2 separate regions of the Homo sapiens genome follow, and region 1 is linked to region 2. A link is an interaction called in ENCODE POLR2A ChIA-PET data of the cell type or tissue named here. Cell type or tissue: GM12878. All regions are shown on one strand. Each heading gives the region's core, and the rest is flanking DNA. Links, peaks and the distances in the headings are about the cores only.

Evidence for each region. ChIA-PET counts read pairs that join two places held together with the same protein. Peaks named below come from ENCODE experiments on the same cell type or tissue, not always from the same donor. Only the 100,000 strongest peaks of a DNase experiment are listed, where the experiment ranks them.
Region 1: POLR2A ChIA-PET joins it to region 2 with 10 read pairs; 2 of 35 experiments call an interaction of 5 or more read pairs at or near these places.

What each region holds. Positions count from the first base shown.
Region 1 is chr14:77,576,455-77,584,311 of GRCh38, forward strand. It overlaps SPTLC2 (serine palmitoyltransferase long chain base subunit 2), which reads right to left. Exons shown (of 12, transcript NM_004863.4): 3 at 2,501-2,655; 4 at 313-461. Among named protein-coding and RNA genes, the nearest start is that of SPTLC2, 36 kb to the right of the region's middle. RefSeq lists a silencer at 7,398-7,598. In GM12878, for the core only: no CTCF peak of the experiment used is centred there; a DNase peak (open chromatin) is centred at 4,667; H3K27ac peaks cover 537 bases.
Region 2 is chr14:77,368,174-77,376,030 of GRCh38, forward strand. The region is part of intron 1 of TMED8 (transmembrane p24 trafficking protein family member 8); the gene reads right to left. Among named protein-coding and RNA genes, the nearest start is that of TMED8, 5.0 kb to the right of the region's middle. RefSeq lists a silencer at 4,284-4,333. In GM12878, for the core only: no CTCF peak of the experiment used is centred there; a DNase peak (open chromatin) is centred at 4,288; H3K4me3 peaks cover 1,235 bases; H3K27ac peaks cover 1,778 bases.

The DNA of each region.
Region 1 (7,857 bases), core at 3,331-5,830, 210 kb after region 2:
GCACTCTTAACCACTAACATTTGCAAAAGCCAATGAAATCAACATTAAAGTTATAAATGAAACAAACACTGGCAGGATTTTTCGAGGGACATTCTATATGTATAACACATTGGGAAAGATAAACACATCTCAAAATGTGTTGAAAGCATTGAAATCATCCATCACACTTCAGAAAAACAAAGCATTCTTCACCTTATCTAAATGACATGACAAAGTGTAGATATTTAATACTCTAGGTCAATATTACTATTATTTGCCCCTGACTAAAACAATGTCAAAAACAGCAGCTGGCCAAATACAGCTTTCACTTACCAATTTCCTGCCGAGTACTGCACACTCCAGCTCCATACTCCTCAAGGACTTTGGCGGCTGCTTCTTGACATGATCCAGTATTCCGTGCAAATCCAAGATAGTTGTAGGAACCCATGTTTATAACACCCTTTATTATATTCCCTGTATACCTGTGCATCAATAGCATAAAACAATGAAACTCATGAGCAAAAAAGTACTTACATGTAATATTAAATGAACTGGTGACACAAAAGGAAGCAGAGAGAACAAAGTCTATATTAAAAAAATCTCAAACACACTACCAATTATGGAAATAGAAGTTAAAATAATCAATTTTCATTTATTAATAGTGATAAAGATTTTAAAACTAATGATATCCAGTGTTGGCCAGGACAATCACCTTATCTTACAGGACACTGTACATAAGAATATCAGGTTTGTTTTTTGGAGGGCAGTTTGGCAGTACTTATCCATTAAAAGATATACATACTCAGTAACTCCCGCACATGAGAATATATACACATGAGGATCCTTTGAGAGCCACTGCACAATTTGCCACATCTGTTCTTCAGATACAGAGACCAGTGACATTTCATACAATGGAAGCTGAGGCAGCCTGGGCCCCTAACTAAGGACAAAATGGTTCAAGGGCCCCACCAACCTAGGATGAACATGAAGTATCGATAAGGATAAACTGTTACTGTTTTAATTCCCTGAGATTTTGAGATTATTAACACAGCCCAACATGTCACACCATGGCACATGTATACTGTAAAATACAATGTAGTCACTACAAATAATAAACTTGCTGTGAATATACACATGAGAAGGGGTGTCACTGATATTTGACCAAGCTAAGAAGGCAAGCTGTAGGCCGGGCACGGTGGCTCACGCCTGTAATCCCAGCACTTTGGGAGGCCGCGGTGGGTGGATCACAAGGTCAGGAGATTGAGACCATCCTGACTAACACAGTGAAACCCTGTCTCTACTAAAAAACACAAAAAATTAGCCGGGTGTGGTGGCAGGAGCCTGTAGTCCCAGCTACTCGGGAGGCTGAGGCAGGAGAATGGCGTGAACCCAGGAGGCAGAGCTTGCAGTAAGCCAAGATGGTGCCACTGCACTCCAGCCTGGGTGACAGAGCAAGACTCTGACACTTTGGGAGGCCAAGGTGGGCAGATCACTTGAGGCCAGGAGTTCGAGACCAGCCTGGCCAACATGGTGAAACCTCATCTCTACTAAAAATACAAAAAGTAGCTGAGCATGGTGGTGCATCTCTGTAGTCCCAGCTACCAGAGAGGCTAAGGTGGGAGAATCACTTGAACTTGGGAGGTGGAGGTTGCAGTGGGCTAAGATTGTGACACTGCACTCCAGCCTGGGCAACAAAGCGAGACTCTGACTCAAATAAATGAATAAGTAAACAAACAAACAAATACAATGTTAAAAATACAAAAAGTTTTCCAAACTATTCAATCCATGTAAGTAAAAACACTCTACATATCATCCTTAAATCATTTGAGAAATCAAAATATCCAGAAATAAATTTGGATACTTGATTCTGATAAGTGGCATAATGGAAAGGATAGCTTTTCTTTTTTTTTTTTTTTAAAGTCAAGACCAAAAATAAAACAGACTAAACTTTTGTATACTGTTTCTTATCAATAGGAGTTATTTTTAAAAATAAAGAAGCCAGGCTGGGCGCGGTGACTCATGCCTGTAATCCCAGCACTTTGGGAGGCTGAGGGGGACAGATCACTTGAGGTCAGGCATTCGAGACCAGCCTGGCCAACATGGTGAAACCCCATCTCTACTAAAACAAATACAAAAATTAGCTGGGTGTGGCGGTGCATGCCTGTAGTCCCAGCTACTCGGGAGGCTGAGGCATGAGAATTGCTTGAACCTGGGAGGCGGAGGTTGCAGTGAGCTGAGATCACGCCACTGCACTCCAGCCTGGGTGACAGAGCGAAACTCCATCTCAAAAAATAAATAAGCCAAATTTTCTTCTGAACTATAATCCAACACAGTATCAAATGTAATAGAAAGATATATCTTAAAAAGCTCAACAATGAAGAATATGTAAGGAAACCAATCATATTGTATCCTCAGCTGCTACTCCTATTTTGAGAGAATACTCAATTTATAATAACATATTTTCTCAAATGAAGAAACCCTTTTGTAATTGTTGTCAAATAATTTCCCAACCAAGACTCACTTGAAGGACCAGTTATAATCATGAGACTGTCTCTCCATGATGTCCACCCTGGCTCCAGGCACACTACAGATTGGCCGATTCCAGTTGTCTCTTATCCTCATGTACAGATTCCTTGTATAAAAGTTTTCAAAATCTTGATACAATGACACAAAGTCCTGCCAAGAAATGGTGACATACCATAAATTTAACTGAGTTACTTTATTAAAAAATTTTTTAACAGATGACATGATCTTTTATTTATGTAAATTTATGGGGTATAAGGGCAATTTCATTACGTGCAAGATTGTGTAATGGACAAGTCAGGGATTTTACGGTATCAGTCATTCAAATAACACACATGGTACCCATTAAGTAATTTCTCATCATCCACCCTCACTCCCTCACCCTTCCAAGTCTCCACTGTCTATCATTCCACTGAGTTACTTTAAAAACAAACTTTACAACTTCCATTTTCATACTGTAAGAGCACCTGAGAATGAGAGGCCACTTATATTTAATTAACTGCTAAATCAGGACAGGCTTGGTGGCTCACGTCTGTAATCCCAGGACTTTAGAAAGCCAATGCAGGAGGACTGCTTGAGCTCAGGAGTTCGGGACAAGCCTGGGCAACATAGCGAGACTCTGTCTCAACAAAAACATTTTAAAAATTAGCCAGGTGCAGTGCACCTGTAGTCCCAGCTACTCGGGAGGCTGAGGCAGGGAGATCCCTTGTGCCCAGTAGATTGGGGCTGCAGTGAGCTATGATGGCACCACTGTACTCCAAGCTGGATAACAGCAAAAACAACAACAAAAAAAACCCTGATGTATCAGGAAAACATCTGGAAAGGCATCAATTCTCTATGATTATTTTAACACAACTCTTATCAGATAAAAGTCACTTAACTTTAATAGTTGACATATATTACATGGTTTCAAATAACTGACTTCATGAATGTAGAGCACAAGAATGTAAATTAACAAAGTAGTCCTCATAAAAATAAAATGTAGTCATACAATTCTGTCATTAAATGGTTTCCCTCCCTAATAATCTCAAAAAGACGGCTCTTCCCTCCCCACAAGCCTCCTCCCACATTAATAGATTAGGGGAAATGCCATAAAAACCACATAATTCCAATTTCAACCAAGAAAAACAATTCCAAAATTAAGATTCCATCCTTTGCATATTTTCAAGGATCAAAATGAAACAAATCCAAAGAGAAAATAATAAACAAGAAACACTATAAAATAGGATATAGGGGCCGGGTGTGGTAGCTCACACCTGTAATCCCAGCACTTTGGGAGGCCGAGGTGGGTGGGTGGGAAGATCACTTGAAGTCTCAGGAGTTCAAGACCAGCCTGGCCAACATGGCGAAACCCATCGCCACTAAAAATACAAAAATTAGCTGGGCATGGTGGCGGGTGCCTGTAATTCCAGCTACTCGGGAGGCTTGAGGCAGCAGAATCGCTTGAACCTGGGAGGCAGAGGTTGCAGTGGGCCGTGGTCACTGCACTCCAGCCTGGGCAACAGAATGAGACTCCATATCAAAAAAAAAAAAAAATGGTTATAGGAAGCCACCCACCTTAGGTTCTTTTCCCTTTAGAAAGGAATTTTTTAAAAAAGAAAAAAAAAAAAAAAAAAAGAGGCCAGGTACAATGGTTCATGCCTGTAACCCCAACACTTCGGGAAGCTAAGGTGGAAGGATCGCTTGTGGCCAGGAATCTGAAGTGACAGTAAGCTATGACTACACCACTGCACTCCAGTCTGTGCAACAGAGCGAGAACCTGTCTCAAAAAGAAAAGAAGGCAGGACACAGTGGTTCATGCCTGTAGTCCCAACACTTGGGAGGCTAAGGCGGGAAGATCACTTGAGCCCAGGAGTTCAAGACCAGCCTGGGCAACATAGTGGGACTCTGTCTCTACAAATAAATTTTTAAAAAGAAAGAAAAGAAAATACATTCCCAAAATGAATTCCTATGCTCAGGAACTTAACCCTTCCTCTGAGAGATTAAGTTGTACTAAAACTTAAGTCTGTAAAAAATCAAGTCACAGCGGAGCAGAAATGCTATGCCTGGTGTGGTATGACCACTACTCAGAACACATGTGACCAGACCATATGAGATCTACTTAAACTCTTGAATGTAAAGGGTAAACCAAACAACAAGAAAACGAAACTACAGTTTTTACTGTATCAGCCAACTACTGAGTTTATAACCATTAGATCTGGGCTTGGTGCCAATATAAATTAAGCTGTTAACTAAATCAGTCAAAAACATTGAAAAAGCTTAAGCCTTATTCTGTAAAAGATTTTCATTGCTAAAGAAGGCTGCATACAACTCTAAAATTAACAACTTTCTATGACACCGGACTCTCAAGTGCCTATTGAATGAGCCTCCCAGTAGATAAATCTTATAAATAAGGCTGAGCAAAGTCAGAAGCTACTCTAAGAATTTGCAGTACCTGATACCATCTCTCTTTTTTTTTTTTTTTTTTTTTTGAGGCAGAGTTTCACTCTTGTTGCCCAGGCTGGAGTGTAATGGTGTGATCTCGCCTCACTGCAACCTCTGCCTCCCAGGTTCAAGCGACTCTCCTGCCTCAGCCTCCCAAGTAGCTGGGATTACAGGACTCTGCCACCATGCCCAGCTAATTTTTTGTATTTTTATTAAAGACGGGGTTTCACTATGTTGGCCAGGTTGCTCTCAAACTCCTGACCTCAGGCGATCCACCCACCTCGGCCTCCCAAAGTGCTGGGATTAAAGGTGTGAGCCACCATGCCCAGCCACCATCTCTTTTACAACTGGTTCTAATAGTTAATTTTCCTCAGGACAGAAAATATTCATAAATAACATGTCTATCACAATTGGAAATTTTTCATTTAAATGGCATGTCCATTTTGATAGCCTTCCAACAAGTATACTGGTTGAATGAAAATAGGAATAGAGATATCCAATTCTAATTAAAACTTTTTATTTGGCTGTTATTATCCATGCATTTATTTCCCAAAGGAAAAAACAAAAAGTAGTCTTCAATCCTTTTCATTCATGTAAAAAAGGGTAACAGTACTAACGCTTCTAATGAAGGAAATGACAGTACTGATTATCTCATTTCTTTTTTTTAATTAAAAAAAAAAATTTTTTTTTGAGACAGAGTCTCACTCTGTCACCCAGGCTGGAGTGCAATGGTGTGATCTCGGCTCACTGCAACCTCCGCCTCCTAGGTTCAAGTGATTCTCCTGTCTCAGCCTCCCAAGTAGCTGAGATTACAAGTGCCCGCCACCACACCTGGCTAATTTTTGTATTTTTTAGCAGAGACAGTGTTTCACCATGTTGGTCAGGCTGGTCTTGAACTCCTGACCTCAAAGGATCTGCCTGCCTCAGCCTCCCAAAGTGCTGAGATTACAGGCATGAGCTATGGCGCCCGGCCAATCTCATTTCTTTATAATCTTTCTAAACACTGCACATTAATGTTCAAAGTATTAACTCCAATATTAAGAGAAATATTTCCTTACAGACAAATTTTTATTAGCAACAAAAGCAATATTTTTTGTTTTACTATATAAAACAGAAAAACCTTAGAGTCTGCTCCAAATACCAGAGGGATTATCAAACCCCAAGATAGAAAAAAGACTGCAGGCCAGAATGAAGTAGAGCTTCACCCCTCAGCCTTGGGCTAAACAAAGAAAACCAGAGGCACAGCTGTCTGGGATTAGGAAGGAAGCAATGGGTTCCAATTTCCTGAACAAAGAATTGTGCCTGCCATGGTCAGGCATTTCCATCTCTCCTTAACAAGTGATTAAGTCACAGTAGCACAGGGTAAAGGAGGAGAAGCTGTCACAACCAGGGATGTTAGGGACCAAAAGCGGGTGGCATAGAATGGTAGGAGAGAGGGACTTACGGCCGAAATCTCAGCTCCCCTTTACTCCTTAGCTAAGCTCCAGGGTAGTAGCTCTGATCTCAGTCAGTAGGTTCAGCAGAAAGATTTGATAGGCATGGCTGGGCGCAGTGGCTCACGCCGTAATCCCAGCACTTTGGGCTCAAGGCGGGTGGATCGCTTGAGCCCAGGAGTTTGAGACCAGCCTGGGCAATGTAGTGAAACTCTGTCACTACAAAAAATACAAAAATTAGCCAGGTGTGGTGGCATGTGCCTGCAGTCCCAGCAACGTGGGAGGCTGAGGTGGACAGATCACTTGAGCTCAGAAGGTTGGGGCTGTAGTGAGCCAAGATCGGACCACTGCACTTTAGCCTGGGCAATAGAGTGAAAAGCTGTCTCAATAAATAAATAAATAAATAAATAAATAAATAAATAAATAAAAATAATAATTTTAAAAAAGATGAGAAGGGCAGCAAACCAAACTCCCTGCAGCTTAGCCATGAAAAAAAGGAGGGGAGGGGTCACTACTTGCAGTTCCAGTTCTAGGCAATGGGAGTGTATTTCCAAAAATATCAGGTTAACTTTAAACACTCTAAGACCACAGTTAAACTAGGGGGGTAATCTTTTCATTCATTCATTCAAATATATCTTAGTGAGTACTCGATACATACTGGGTTGTATGCCAGACTTTCAGGATACGTTAAAGAACAAGACAGTTCTCTCCGCAAAGAGTGATAGCCCCACTATTCCGACCCTCATTCCCCCATCTCCACCACTCTCTTCCTCCTCCTCAGTTTGGTCACTGTGAAGTGACTTTAGTTAAGGCTTATGTAATACTCATCATCATTGACCTAATACTCAGTTATTGAACATTTACTGAGCAGTACCTTCCAGGCACTAAACTGGGCACTGGGAATAAAAATGAGTAAGAACAACCTCTACACTCCCTAAGAACTCTTAGTGTAGTGGAGAAACACACAAATAAATACAATATAATAAGTACTATAAAAGAGTGTTTGTCCAGAGAAGGAGCGAATACCTAACTGATAAGGGAGTGACAATGGTAAAGTCAAGTCCAAGCAGCCTTAAGGATATACTCATAAACATTCTTCCTGAAGATCCTCACAAATCCCATATCCTAGCACATGTAAGGAGAGGGAAAACAATACCTACTCGCGACTAAATGCTGGATCACTGGGCTTGAAATACTCCTCACTTAAGAGCCTTCTCAACTCAAGAGAACAACTCAAACTCTTGGATTTGCTGCTTAGAGATCAATGAAGACCTTATCAAAAGTAGTCTAGGGACATCTCAATAAGAAGCCAATAAATATCCTTTACTGGTTAAGCCTATTTAAGGTAAGCCTTCTAGAAAATATCCCATATTGTTTAATATAATATACATAAGTACCACCTATTGTAGCACCTATACAGGCATTAAGAACACAGGGGGCAAAGCTGGATGCTATCACTTTTTGAAGTCCACTTTCTAACAACTGTCCCTTTGTTAAG
Region 2 (7,857 bases), core at 2,768-5,267:
ACGGTTAAGTCATAGAAATTTGAATGTTAAATTTCAGTAGATAATGCCGAACTATTTTCTAAAGGGGTTGTACCAAATATAATGCTACCAGCATTGTAGCATCATTTCATTACTCTGGACCTTCTCTGACACTTGGTCATGTTAAAATTTTTTTGGGGGGCCATTCTGGTAGATGTATGCTAATTTAGTTTGTATTTCACCAATGACTCGTATTTCTTGGCCATTTAAAAATCTTCTTTTGTGAAGTGCCTCTCCAAGTCTCTTGCCAATTTTATTACTGGATTGTCCTTTTTATTATTTATTTATTTATTTATTTATTTTTGAGACGGAGTCTCACTCTGTCACCCAAGTTGGAGTGCAGTGGCATGGTCTCGGCTCACTGCAACCTCCGCCTCCTGGGTTCAAGAGATTCTTCGGCCTCAGCCTCCCTAGTAGCTGGGACTACAGGCACGTGCCACCACACCCAGCTAATTTTTGTATTTTAGTAGAGACAGGGTTTCACCATATTGGCCAGGCTGTTCTCGAACTCCTGACCTCATGATCCGCCCACCTTGGCCTCCCAAAGTGCTGGGATTACAGGCATGAGCCACCAAGCCCAGTCCCTTTTTATTATTTATAGGAGTTTTAGATACAAACCTTTTGTCAGGTATATGTATTATAATTACCTGCTTCCACTCTGTGACATGACTTTTCCCATTTAATGGTGGCCTTTGATGAACCAAAGTACTTTTGTGTACTCAAAATTTATCAAATTTGCCTTCCTTAGTCTTTGTATGTCCTGTCTAAGATGTCTTTCACTATATTGAGATCCGAAAATATTCTCCCATATCCTATAGGTAGGTGCTTATGTACTACCTTTCACATACTGTTCTATAATCTACCGAGTTGATTTTTTGTGTATGATGTGTGAGGTAAAGATTACGTTTCTTTACTTTCCTTTCTCTTAGAATATTCAATTGTCCCAGAAACATTTACCTTACCTTACCCACTGCTCTATGTTAACAATCTTTGTTGCAAAGCAAGTGTCCGTATAAACATGTTTCTAAGCTTTTGATTCTATTCCTAGAGCCTGACTACTCTTTAAAAACTTTAAAATAAGTCTTGATGTTGGATGGAACAAATCTTTCCCTGTTGTCTTATTCAAGAGTGTCTTTGCTATTTGTGGCCTTCTATTTCTATATGTATTTTAGAACCAGCTTGTCAAAGCCACCCAAAAATCCCAATTCATGAACTTAGCTGTTTCTGAAGCTGAGTTGCACTCCCTGCAATGACCTACTTTTAGGGCATGGCCTTTCATGGCCCTAACCCAAAGGAAATGGAGTTCACCAGGCTCCCCCTTGACGGGTCCTGAACACTAATCCATTTCCTGTTACTTTAGTTCAAAGAGGCACTTTTCATGACCTTGTCACTCAGCTTCCCCACTCAGGAATCCAGCATGTACCCTCAGGAGACAAAAGAGCCCCAAAATAGACTCTTGTCCTTGGATCTCTATAGCTCTCACATGGATCACAGCTAGGTAATTCTTCATGATCTTTCTATCTCTCCAGTATCTTCCAGCAGATGTTTATATTTCACCCATATTTTCTAATTGTCCCTGATGAGAGATAATTACCTAGTCTGCTATTACTGAAAACAGAAATCCATATTGCCTATTTACCCATATCAATCTGAATATACCTTAGTGAATAAAATAGAAACAAAAATAGTTCTGCCCTCTGCCAGGCACGGTGGCTCATGCCTGTAAGGGAGGCGGAGGCGGGAGGGCCGAGGCGGGCAGATCACAAGGTCAGGAGTTCGAGACCAACCTGGCCAGCATGGTGAAACCCCATCTCTACTAAAAATACAAAAATTAGCCGGGCGTGGTGGCACATGCCTGTAATCCCAGCTACTCGGGAGGCTGAGGCAGGAGAATCGCTTGAACCCAGAAGGCGGAGGTTGCAGTGAGCCGAGATCACACCACTGCACTCCAGTCAAGGCGACAGAGCGAGACTCCGTTTCAAAAAAAAAAAAAAAAAAAAAATTCTGCCCTCTCTCTGTCATTGATTAATAATATCAGTTTATCTACTATGTCTATCCCCCTTTGGCTTATCCTGTCCTTTGGATCGTAATGAAGACTTCAAAAAGGTTAAATTTTTAGACAGAAATGAAACTAGCACAAAAATAATGAAAGACAGTAGTGGATTTAAAGAATAACAAAATTAATCTCTAAGGAGACTTATAACCTTTTATAAAAAAATTCACTGAGAGAAAAAGGTCTAGAAAATGTCAGTTCCTGATGAGCAGAAACAGAATACAGACCTATAGAAAGGCTCTTATTTAGGATATAGACATAGTGAAGTCTCATGCCAAGTTTGTGTGTGTGTCTATCTATGTACACATATATTTATATATTTTAAAGACTATTTTTATTAACTATTTCTGAATAATTTATCCACATTATTCAAAATTCAAAAAGCATATAAGTATACAGTGAAAAATTTCCTCCCATGTCAGTCCCTACCTCCAAAAGCAATCAATGTTATTTGGTTTTGTGTAGTCTTCCAAAGATGTTTTATGCATATAAAAAAAAGTGTGTGTGTGTGTGTGTGTGTGTATACTTTTTCACTTTTTTACACAAAAAATGGGCATGCTTAGGCGTGGTGGTGCGTGCCTGTAATCCCAGCTACTTGAGAGGCTGATGCAGGAGAATCGCTTGAACCCGGGAGGCGGAGGTTGCAGTGAGCTAAGATCACGCCATTGCACTCCAGCCTGGGCAACAGTGCGAGACTCTGTCTCAGAAAAAAAAAAAGGTCGGGGGGAGCATGCTGGACATACTACTGTGTACTTTGTTCTTTCCACTTATATCTCAAAGACCTTTCCATAACTGCACATGAAAAGCTTCTTCATTCTTTTCTACAGCTGATTAGTATTTCATTGGGTGAATATTCCATAATGTATTACCATTACAAACAATGCCATAATAACCTTGTATCTATGTCATTAAACAGGAGAATAAATAAATCTATAATTCCTGGAAAGAATGAGTCAAAGGGGCATATATTGTAATTCTGATGGATATTGACAAGTTGCCCTCCACAGAATCTGTACCAATTTACAATCTCATTAGCAAAGCATGAGAGTGTCTGCTTCTGCACACCGACCAACAAAGTGAGTTAGCAAACTACCAAGTGTAGTTAGGATTTCCAATTCCCTTATTATGATTTAGGTTGAGCATTTTTCACATGGTAAGCACCACTTCTCATAGCATTTTAACAACTTAATGTATACTGGAAAAAAATATGCTTTTGATTTTTTTTCTTTCCATCCCATAAGGAGTTGAGCTTTTGATTTTTAACTTTAAAGGAATGCCCTAAATTATTTTTAATTTTAAAGAATGCCCTAAATTACATAAGAACTACTGGTAAAACAACTTATAATTGGATTCAGAGAGGCAGGAAGTAAGAAAAGGAGAAAGAAAAACATAACTTTATTTCCAGAAGTATAAAGTGTGGGAGATGCAGCGCTGTTTCAGTGAGAGAGAATTATGAGCACAGCCTTTTAGGTTTCCTGAAGTTCTTCAGTGAAATTTAAGCCACTATGCAGAAGAAAAAGCCAATTTTCCTATAGTATAGCTTTTATTATATTAGCCAAATATAAGCCAATTCTGAAAGTATTCCTAGAAGAGATCAGAGAAATCAGGCCAGACTTTGCAAATTTAGATGGTATGTGGGGAAATGTTTTTTATTTTTAAAAATATGTATTCTAGTATATATTAAGAAAAATGGATATATCAAACTAGTAATATCGTAGGTATTATTTAGAATGAAACTTTTAAGTGTCAATCAAAATGTCAATTAAATGTCAATGTCAAGAAAAAATAGTAAATAACTAATACTGTAACGGTATTCTCCAGTGTGGCAAAGTCATTACCATGGTTCCTCAGTGGCCGAAATCTCGGAAACAATGAACGGAGGAGGAAAAATGGAAGCTTAACAATAACTTAATTTATCATTGATGGCCACTAAAGCAAAGGTGAGAGAGAAAAAAGGAACTTCCTTAAAATAACTTATTTTATATTTGACAACTTTTTAAATGTGCATTTTCTTTCTACATTACCAAAGGGTCTGGTTTCAGACATTCTGATCATGCTAGGGATTCAAACTTACTGTGTACTTCGTACTTTCCCTACAAGGAGAACCAAAAAGCAGGTTTTTTTCAAAAGCATTTGAATATCAGGTCAGGGTTCTTTAGAACAGGCCTCAGAGGATTTCCCCCTCAGTAAACAGGCTGCAAAGAGATAATTAGCCTGTCATTTTAGATTCCAGTGCAGAAGAACTAAAAGCAGGCTATGTGGTTACAGACTCAAGAGGCTTAAACGAAAACAAATTAAGTGAGTTTATGTTCCAACCAAATCTAGTGACCATGTGATCCAATTTCTCTTCAGCCCTTGAGTGGGACATGCTCCTGAGAGGTCACTCAGATTGTGCACCTTTGGTTATACTGTTTAGACTGAATCACGACATGAATAATCAACTATCTGACTAATCGACTATCTGGACACTAAAAACACAACCACTGTAAGAAAAAGAAAGCCACAGGCAGACAAAATGTTAACATTTTGACATAAAACCACAATAGAAAACTAAAAAACATCAAGGCTGTTTGTCATTGACTCCCTATTATTCTTACCATTCAACATGGTAGCCACCAAATTTTGAATTTTAATTCATGCACATTGAAATAGCCACAGATATTATATATATATATATATATATATATATATATATATATATATATATATTTTTTTTTTTTTTTTTTTTTTTTTTTTTTTGAGACAGCGTCTCCCTCTGTCGCCCAGGCTGGAGTGCAGTGGTGCAATCTCGGCTCACTGCAACCTCTGCCTCCTGGGTTCAAGTGATTCTCCTGCCTCAGCCTCCTGAGTAGCTGGGACAGATATGAAATATTTTCATCACTGCAAAAAGACTTATTGTAATATTCTAACTTCTACCTTAGAACCATGAACAAGTTTACCTGACCTGTTTCCATCCTCAACATCTAAATGTATTGATAGCTCTGGGGGACATACACACCAAACTAAGTTCTACTGCTGACTTCAGGATCACAATAGAGTTTTATTTTCCTTTAAACTTAAAAAAAAAACAAAAACAAAAACAAAAAAACCTGCCTTTAAGTGATGCAACAAGTATGCCTCAGATAGTTTCATAATTAAAGAATGATTTATCTCTCCTCTGGGGAACTGAAGAACCCAGGTGCCTCAAATAAAAGACTATTAAAAACAATTACAATGCATAAAACAATAAGAACACCATGACCACTGGAGAGCTTAGTTCATAAGAACATAAATCCTTTCCTTCCTTTTCACCAAAACCTCAGCTAACAAACATGAAGACACTCAATAGGTATTCTCTGCAGAGAACACTTTTAAAAAACAAGTTATGGTTATTCTGGATAATGACACATTCCTGCTTTGAAGGAATAAGATACACCAAAAAACCAAAACCCTTAACTCAACAATACCTGATATGGCTTGGATGTTTGTTCCCTCCAAATCTCACGCTGAAATGTGATTTCCAATGTTAGAGGTGAGGTCTGGTGGGAGGTGACTGGATCGTGGAGATGAATCCCTCATGAATGATTTGGCATCATCCTCTTGATGATAAGTGAGTTCTCACTCAGTTAGTTCACCTGAGATATGGTTGTTTAAAAGAGTCTGGGACCTCCTCCCGTCTCTCTCTCTCTCACTCCCAACTCTCGCCATGTGACATACCTGCTCCCCCTTTCAGTATGATTCTAAGCTTCTTGAGGCCCTCACCAGAAACAGATACCAACACCACACTTCCTGTACACCCTGCAATACCATGAGCCAATTAAAACTCTTTTCTTATAAATTACTCAGTCTCAGGTATTCCAAATGGACTAACAGAACACCTGAATATCCAATTCCATTTCTTACTGCTGTTTTCTCTCTGAAAGGGTGAGAGAAATCTCATTAAATTTCATTCTTTCTTAGAGCTCTATTGCTTACTCATTGTATCATTTTCTAGAGGAAGATGGCAGAAGGATCCAATCAAACGAATTCCAAGTTTAAAGCAGTTTTTTGGGGTTTACGCCCAAGCCTCTGGTCCAGGCCAAATATAGTATTTCCACACTGCTTTGGAAGCCCAGCTTAACTCTAACACAGCGTTCCCAAAAGCAGCACCACTGACATCTGGAGCCAGATACCTCCTTGTTATGGGGATTGCCCTGTGCCTTGCAGGATGTTTAGCAAACATCCCTAGCCTATCCTCACTAGATGTCAGCAATAGCTGCCACCAGTTGTGACGAGCAAAAATGTTTCCAAACATTGCCATGCCCTGGGGATACAAAATCGTACCTGGTTGAAAACCATTGCTCTAACCCAAGGAACATTCTTGGTTATCTCAACCCTAATTCTTCACATTCATTAGATGCTCATCCAGATCTCTGCATTCAGACTTTCTCTCACCATCAAACTCAGCAAATATTTGCGAAACCTCTAAAACACAACATCAAGGGCTCTAGATAAATAAACAAGCAAGAGAGATTCCGTTCCTAACTCCAAGCAGGTTTCTTAGTAGATAAAGAATTGTAATAAAAGACGCCCAATTATATAATGTTTTGAATTGTTAATTGTTTCTCCCTGAAATGGATCTCTCATCTCATCAAACTGAAAACACCTTGAGGACAGAGACCATAACCTGTCTGCGAGTACCAATACTTGATTCATGGCCAATAAAAACAAACAATTATAGACTTCATCATAACAAGATGACAATTTCATCCAGACAGTAAAAACTTGCGCTAACTTGAACAGGTAAGTTAACCTTTCTCAGCTGTAGTTTGTTCCTCTGTAAAATGGGAAGAAAATGATTGTTGACATGACTAAATCAGAAAATATAAATTTTTTTCCACCTCTGGCACAGAATAAGCATTCAATATCTGTAGGTTATCATTACTATTATTTTATTAGCAACAAATCCTACCTCAAGAGGAAGAGCTTGCTCTGGGCTACTATAATAAACCCCTACATGACATTAAAAAAAAAAATTATCACCCTGCATTCTGAGGGTAAGAGGAAGGAAAGTAAGCATCTCTACCAATGTCCTGGGAGGAAGTGAATGCAGGAATGAATTAGATGTCAGGGGGAAAAAAAAACACACTCATCTATCTAAAACGCGTGGGTACGTTTGCCATAAACACATGAGAACCTAAAGGGGAAGTAAAAACATGCTTAATTTGTAAATACTGGCGCATGCAAGGGACAAGTGTTATAAGACTTACCTTTCTGTGTTTACTTGCTTAGTCTTTTAGACATTATGCTTAGAATTTCTACTGCTATGTTAAATATATGCCAACGATTTTTAATTTAATACAAAGCAGAGTTCGTAAGAAAAAAAGGCAAAATTTGTCAGGTGTTTTAAAGTAAAAGAATATAAAATCATGGGAAAGAGCTGGGTGAGTTGTGTGTGTGTTTGAATAAGGCAGCATTATGAGAGGGAAGATACTTGGGATCAGAGTAGAAGACAGAAAAAGGCACCATGTTGGAAGCCATACATCCAAGAACACCTCTGGCGGCACAGGAAGTTCAACTGAACAAAAAGAGACCTTACTGTCACAATGGTTGAGACGAGTATAGTGTGTACCATGGACTATACCCCAAATGCCTTAGACAAAGCAGCTCAAGTAATCCTCACAATAATCCTATGAGGCAGATATTTTTAGTAATCACATTTTACAGATGAGGAAACTGACGTTTCAGACTCCAATCCAGGCACCCTGGCTCCACAGTAGTGCCTCAACCATTATACTTTATGGTGTCTATTTTAATTTCAGACCTAG